Linked DNA regions of Homo sapiens: region 1 is linked to region 2. The links are chromatin contacts, found by Hi-C or POLR2A ChIA-PET in ENCODE. All regions are on one chromosome and are shown on one strand. The core of a region is the stretch at or near the end of the contact, and the rest is flanking DNA. Distances in the headings are between cores, read along the strand shown. Region 1 overlaps CENPP (centromere protein P). Region 2 overlaps CENPP (centromere protein P).

The links. Hi-C counts contacts between places; a loop is a spot of excess contacts on that map. ChIA-PET counts read pairs that join two places held with the same protein, here RNA polymerase II (POLR2A). Pooled maps may share reads with other maps.
Region 1: a loop to region 2 is called in a map of ascending aorta, with 3 times the contacts of the local background. The contact joins two enhancer-like sites. A Hi-C loop is called at or near these places in 3 of 168 maps with a recorded cell type or tissue (PC-3, ascending aorta and sigmoid colon), 1 of 37 single-sample maps with no recorded cell type and 4 of 50 pooled maps. POLR2A ChIA-PET finds 5 or more read pairs at or near these places in 7 of 52 experiments (AG04450, BJ, HEK293 and 4 more).

Annotation. Positions count from the first base shown.
Region 1 is chr9:92,504,480-92,507,838 of GRCh38, reverse strand. The region is part of intron 5 of CENPP (centromere protein P); the gene reads right to left. It overlaps ECM2 (extracellular matrix protein 2), which reads left to right. Exons shown (of 10, transcript NM_001393.4): 7 at 2,149-2,306. Among named protein-coding and RNA genes, the nearest start is that of MIR4670, 22 kb to the left of the region's middle. Within about 2 kb of position 1,403, at least 10 of the 41 ENCODE cell types and tissues checked have a DNase peak (open chromatin) inside an H3K27ac peak, as active enhancers do; they include ascending aorta, where a contact is called at or near this core.
Region 2 is chr9:92,462,754-92,466,454 of GRCh38, reverse strand. All of the region lies in intron 5 of CENPP (centromere protein P), which reads right to left. ASPN (asporin) reads left to right here. Exons shown (of 8, transcript NM_017680.6): 4 at 1-97; 5 at 1,426-1,536. Among named protein-coding and RNA genes, the nearest start is that of ASPN, 18 kb to the left of the region's middle. Within about 2 kb of position 2,279, at least 2 of the 41 ENCODE cell types and tissues checked have a DNase peak (open chromatin) inside an H3K27ac peak, as active enhancers do; they include ascending aorta, where a contact is called at or near this core.

The DNA.
Region 1 (3,359 bases), core at 154-2,653, 42 kb before region 2:
CCTGAGATGTGCACACGTGTTATGGAGAAAGGGAAGGACTTACAATTGAGAGAGAGGTGTGAAAGGTGGAGGGAGGGACAGCTGAGGAAAACCAGGCACGCTTTAAAAGCATTTTTGTTGTCACTAATGACTGAAACAACTAAATCAGGAGCCCTGGAGGCTGCTCTAGTGGATGACCATGTGATGCTGCCTGCCAGGAACATCGAGGCACCTGCCATGTCCACAGCCTGTCATGGTACCACCCACCATGGAAGACTTCCTGTTTCCTGTCCATGAATCCTTTCAACATCCACCTCAAGTCTCACCTACAAGAAACGTTCTCTAGCTCCATCCTATTTCCTGTTACCTCCTATTTCCTATATATACCAGAGAATAATTGCAAAAGAAAACACAGTGTCCTGAATTTGCACTGTTTCTCTCTTTTTCTCTCAGTCATGTAATGGCCACTAGTTCATTTCTGTTATCTATTTTTCAATGAAAAACTTCCACTGCATTTCAAAACTTCACCTATGTACTAGAGAAAGATGTCAGATTCTCAGTACCTTTAGTTTTGGAAATGAAAGAGAATATGAGGAAATATAACCACTTATCCCAATTTACTGGCTGGCCTGGCTACTTCCTGTTGCTCAGCACTTCCATTAATCCTGAGCACCACCACCAGGTTAACCTTTGTAAAATGTGGCCCTTGTCCTGCCATCCCCATCTTGCTGCCTAGAGAATGAGAGCCAGACGTTGTTGTCCAGGGTGCAAAGGCCCTCCCAGAATTAGCTGAGTGTGGTGGTGGGGGCCTGCAATGCCAGATACTCGGGAGGCTGAGGCAGGAGAATTGCTTGAACCCGGGAGGCGGAGGTTGCAGTGAGCCAAGACCACGCTATTGCACTCCAGCCTGGGTGACAGAGCAAGACTCTGTCTCTAAATAAAATAAAATAAAATTTAAAAAATGTAAAAAAAGGCCCTCCCAGTGTACTTCTCTCTGAGCACCAACCTTCACTCCACTGTGCACAGCCACTCCAGGGCTAGTCTCCTCTCTCCCTGAGCAAACCCACATGGTCTTTCACCTACATGTGCTCAGCTGGCTATTTCAGCTTGGAAGTTCCTCCTACTTCTATCTAAATCTTTCTGTCTGTAGGAGCCTGGCACTTTCATACCACTCACATCTACACTGCTTTTTCTTCTTTTAATCTTCCAGCATTTATTATTTCTATTCCTGATGCAACCGTCTTTGCTGTTGCCTAAGAGCAGAACGGAGTCCCACATGGCATTCGGTGCAATGCCCATGAAGGGGGTTGAATAGAAAACATCCCCTAATCTGGGAATTTTGGCCACACCCTGAGCCTCTGACTCAGATGCCTTTGGGTATTATCATTGCTGAGCTGTCCATTTTGCAGCACAGAACTTCCATTTGACCTGGATCATACCACTCCTGAGACTAGTAGAAACAAAGTAGAAAAAATTTGTTTGTATAAAGGCCTTTCTTGCTAGTTCAATCTGAATGCATGGAGAATTTTTGATCATCATTCTTTCAAAGCTTCCATTTGGCTGCACTCTGTGCCAACAAGTGAGTAACTATGATGGGAATTCACTGTTCTGGTTTACTTCTGACTCCCTTGTTCAGAGACTGAGGGTGAGCCAGGGAAAGTGTTCTTTTCTGTGTCCTAGAAAAAGAAATCATTCATTGCATTAAACTTCTACCCACCCCATTGCCTATTATGCTGCCACTTCATACATCTATGTCTTTGCAATGTTTCCAATGACTGTCCACAACTTTCTATTCCTTTCCTACCTGAATTCCAAATCCCTGTTCAGCCACCACAATTTCTATGGAAACTCCTCTGCCTCTCTTTCCTATCTCCCTCCCTCTCTTCTCTCTTGCTTCTGTTCCTTACACATATTGTTAGCACCTAGCATTTCAATGATTTTTTTCAGGTCTGCCTCACTACTGGACCATGCATTTAGTTCTGGTTGAATTGAGCATCTGGGATGTACAAAGTACTTAAGAAAAGGTTTTATAGGAGGATACAAAGGTTTAAAAAAAACTGTATTTGCCCTCCAAATAAACCGGCCATTTCACATGACATTTCAAAAGGCTACAAAAATTTGCATGGTTTTTCAATTATCCTAATATTCTAATACTTTTATTTTTTATAGACTTAAATCAGTTGGTCACCTTAGAATTGGAAGGAAACAATCTCAGTGAAGCCAATGTCAATCCTTTAGCTTTCAAACCTTTGAAGAGCCTAGCCTACTTGCGTCTGGGAAAAAATAAATTTAGAATTATACCGCAGGGTCTTCCTGGTTCTATTGAGGTAACAATATATTTTTTTAGTGTTTTAAATGTATTATATTTGAAATATGGTACACTACAACAAAATATATTTTAAGACTATTGTGATGTAAATTAAACTCTAGTTTCATGCTGTATACAGAATTTCCTGTAATTTAAGCATTGTTTTTTCTTCAAGCAATACAAAATTCTGAATCGAAATTATAATTACTAGTAGAGACACCTGATACAGTGAAAAATGGTACTTCTGATAGCTCTTGGGGGAAATGGGAGAAATGAATTGAGAATTTAAATGAAACCACAACTTCCATGAGGTACTCTGACTCTCAAGACAGTGTAAACTGCCCCAATCTAGAAATGTGACGCTTATCACAGAAGCTCAAACAGGTATTAACCGTAACAGAGTGTCCACTCACAAATTCCAGGCAAAACCACAGACACTCTGACCTAACAGTAACTTGCATGGATACAAGTGTTGTACAAAGAAGGCCTCTGACTGTTTCAGCAACTCTGTAGCTTACAAGTTTTCACCCAGTTCCTACCAAAACTGTCCTGTGACTAACTCCAGGCCCCAAACCCCAGCCTTGCTTCATTATCCTCTAGAGATGCCCCACAGGTCCCCAGATGTGTGGTCTCCTTGCTGCAGGATGTGCTCCTGGGGGTCTTTGGCTGATGAATGTCAACACCCCTCATTTCCTGCGTTAAAAACACTGAGGTGGACCGTGCAGTGGCTCACGCCAGTAATCCCAGCACTCTGGGAGGCTGAGGCAGGAAGATGGCTTGAGGCCAGGAGTTTGAGAGTAGCCTGGGCAACATAGTGAGACCTTGTCTCTAAAAGATATATTAAAAAAAAATAGCCAGTCATGGTGGTGCACACCTGTAGTCGTAGCTGCTCAGGAGGCTGAGGTGGAGGATCACTTGAGCCCAGGAGTTTGAGGCTGCAGTAAGCTAGGATCGTACCACTACACTCCAGCCTGGGCAACACAGAGAGACCCTGTCTCTACAAACCACACCCCACCCTGCCTGCCAAAAAGAACACTGAGGTCCAGAGAGTCTATACATACTGGCAGACCCC
Region 2 (3,701 bases), core at 1,030-3,529:
CTTCCCAAATCATTAGCAGAACTCAGAATTCATGAAAATAAAGTTAAGAAAATACAAAAGGACACATTCAAAGGAATGAATGCTTTACACGTTTTGGGTAAGTTTTTCAAATGAATGGGACATCTTGAAATTATAACAAACAAGCAGATGTAGAACACTTTATCGTCACTATTAAGAATAATTTCCAAAATTAATTTTTGAATAATCTTTGCCTAGATAAGCCATTTATAAACCAATTAAAATGTCCAACAAAATGTTTAGCACTTAAAGAAAATATGATCTTCGTAATACTGTCTCTCTCTCCCTGAAGAACCTCCTTTGAGGCCAGGCCTGGTGGCTCACGCTTGTAATCCCAACACTTTGGGAGGCCAAGGCGGGCGGATCTCCTAAGGTCAGGAGTTTGAGACTAGCCTGGCCAACATAGTAAAACCCTGTCTCTACTAAAAATACAAAAATTAGCCGGGTGTGGTGACAGGTGCCTGTAATCTCAGCTACTCGGGAGGCTTAGGCAGGAGAATTGCTTGAACCCAGGAGGCAGGGGTTGCAGTGAGCCGAGATTGCGCCACTGCACTCCAGCCTGGGTGACAGAATGAAACTCCATCTCAAAAAAAAAAAAAAGAACCTCCTTTGAAACACTTAGCGTGGTTTCTGTTTCTGACCAGACCCTAATAAAATATAACTTATTATTTAATTTAAAGGTAGTATTTTTAATGTATTGCATAAGCTACTCAAATATAATACACAAAATTAGTTTGGATATTATTTGGAATGTGCACCTAACATTTGGTTATCTGCTTTAAGATTATCGATGTGAGGAATTTTTTGTCTTATATTTAAAACTCTACCTGATTTTATTTCTGACACCTATCATATAACCATGCCATCTCCCTATAATATCCATTCAAAATTCATAACCAAGATACTAATTCATTTATTCATTTAATTCAACCAAGTGCCTGGCCTCACTTACTGGCATTTCTTCAAGGTTATATTTCTGCTAACAAAACAACAATTTCTAATTGACTTACAATTTAAAAAAAGTTTAAGACACAAAAATGTACACAGAAAAACATAAACATTTTGGATTATATGAAGGATGATCTTTTTTGATGCACTATTACAATAACAAAACCTTAATTGTGCTCATGGTTGGAGGAGAGTGAAAATGTCACTGATATGGTAATTCAAAGTGAAAAATAGTGAACTTCTCATATATTCCAGTTTACATAATACAAAGCCGTATTTTTCTGATGCTGACAGAAAGGACAGTAGATAGACAGAAGCAGATATACCGAGTGAAAATGAGCCTAAAGGATGAAGCTCACGCTTCTTGGGATATTCATTCTTGGGATGTGTCTCTCTGCACTGTGAGTTTCCTTTATATACAACCTATGTGTGCTAAGTCATGTCATTCTCCCCTGACAGAAATGAGTGCAAACCCTCTTGATAATAATGGGATAGAGCCAGGGGCATTTGAAGGGGTGACGGTGTTCCATATCAGAATTGCAGAAGCAAAACTGACCTCAGTTCCTAAAGGTTTGTATTTACTTTATCTAAGATATGGTATTTTAAAGTTGTCACCTTTCAATAACGATTCAATCTAATATTGTAAACTGTGCAGTATACACTGCAACTAGAAATCTTTGCACCAGTAAATCTGGTCAATATAGTCTACACACACATAAAATGCCATATGTAGTGCCTTTTTCCTGACAGAATTAAGCCACAATTTTTTTTACTCCACTAAGAATAAACATTAAGAAGCAATGAACTTTTAGTTTTCCTTCTCTTTCCTGACATTTACTCATTTATACCTGTCATTCTGTGCAGTACCTGTTAGAGGTAGAGAATTCTATACAGAAGAAAGCAGAGAAAGATAGATGGGGCAAGAGACCCTGTCCCCAGGCATTTAGCCACAGTTTGAGGTGAAGCCTATGAGCCCAGACTGGGCAGCCCCTGGCTCTGGCAGGAATGGACATGCCATTCAAGGCAAGGCATTTTGTACCCAGCTTCTTCCCAGGTGTACTGTGAAGACTAATGGGCCAATACACAGAAAGGTCTGAGGACAACATCCAGCACGTAGGAAGTGACCACCTGTGACATAATCATTACCAAGATGAGCACTGTGCTCTTTATCATGGCTTTGTGTGACCCAAGGCTAGCACCTCAAGTAGAATGCTCCTTAAGTCTGCCAGATGACCAGTGTTCTAACCCATTACTTCCAAGCTCCCTGTCTGATGATTAGCTGCATAGGATTGCCTTTCTTGGAACTCTTGCTCAAAGTCTTGCTTTCCTTATTCCCAACAAGGGCACATGCTCTCTTTGCTTTGATGACTAACTGGGCCAAAAATAACCCCTATGATTAACAACATATTTTTACTTTCCAACAGCTCCGTCTTTCAGTATCCATGAGTTAAAGCAGCAACTTCATCACGACCCCCTCTAATCTACTCACCTGATCCAGAAGATCAATAAAACAAACATATACAGATAATTTAAAAGACACAGTAAAGCTGTTATTATTAATCAAGAGGTGACCTTTCACTTAGGTCACCTAAAGATCATCTAAAGTAAAAGAGGAAAAATAACTTTTCTATCCAGGAAAACAACAGTTTAATTCAGAACTATACAAATCCAAAAAAACACCTCAGTGTAGCTTTAAAGGAGGTGGATGTTTTTCTACAAGAAACCAAAAATGTTACATTTACCTTCCCATTTTAGAAAAACAACAAAAAATGCAAATGCTACCCAATAAGTTAAACATATAAAATCCCTTTCATCTGCTGGAAGATAACATCCAGTAAAGGAGAGTGAAGACAAGGAAAAGAGGAAGGTAGAGGGAGGAGAGGAGGACAGCCTACAGGGCTGGAGGAGGGAGCTGCTGTTCCAGGCCACATCTCCTGACATGGCCATTCTTTATGTTCACACCAAAAGTCTTTCCTACACTGCAAAATTCTATTTAAATTTCAAAGTGTATCTTAAAAGTAAAGGTTTAACTTCTCATGAGTTTTCAAGATTCTTTCAAAGCCAAAAGGAATCTTTAGAAATTTAAATTGGAATCAAATCTCTCAACTTAAATAACTATTCCTTCAAATCCCCTTGACATTCAGAATTCACTAACCTGTGAAAGCTGACTGCCTGCATGGCATAATCCAGTCAGTATTACCCCCTGTGGCAAGATGAAAGGATGCAGGTATCCTGAGGGTCCTTACCAGACCCAACAAGTTATCATGTGGACAGGATGAAAATGTCTTCTTTCCTATTCGTTCAGGAAGTTCTACTGCATAATATTATGTGGGGAAGAGGGGAGACCTGTTTGAAGACAGGGTGGGAACAGAAATTCCGGTACAAAAGTGTGCTAACATTTGTCAGCAGTTACTGAGCTTCTGCCAAATTCACACCTCTGCTCGTTTTATCCTAGAGGCTACACTTCAATCTTCTCTCTGGTTACCCACCTTCCCCATTTCCTAAGGGACACAACAGTTCCCTCAACTTCTACAAGTCCTCTCCCAGAGATTATTCTCTTCCAACTTTGTACAACCTATTCTAGATTCGCTGGCACGTTGCACCAGCTATTTTTCTAGTGATTTTTGTATGTATGATGGATCTGCTCTAAATTAGCAAATAATGTCTTTGAGGACAGAACCTTTACCTTACATACTGGAGGGTCCACATAATCATTCCATAAATACAATTAAGCT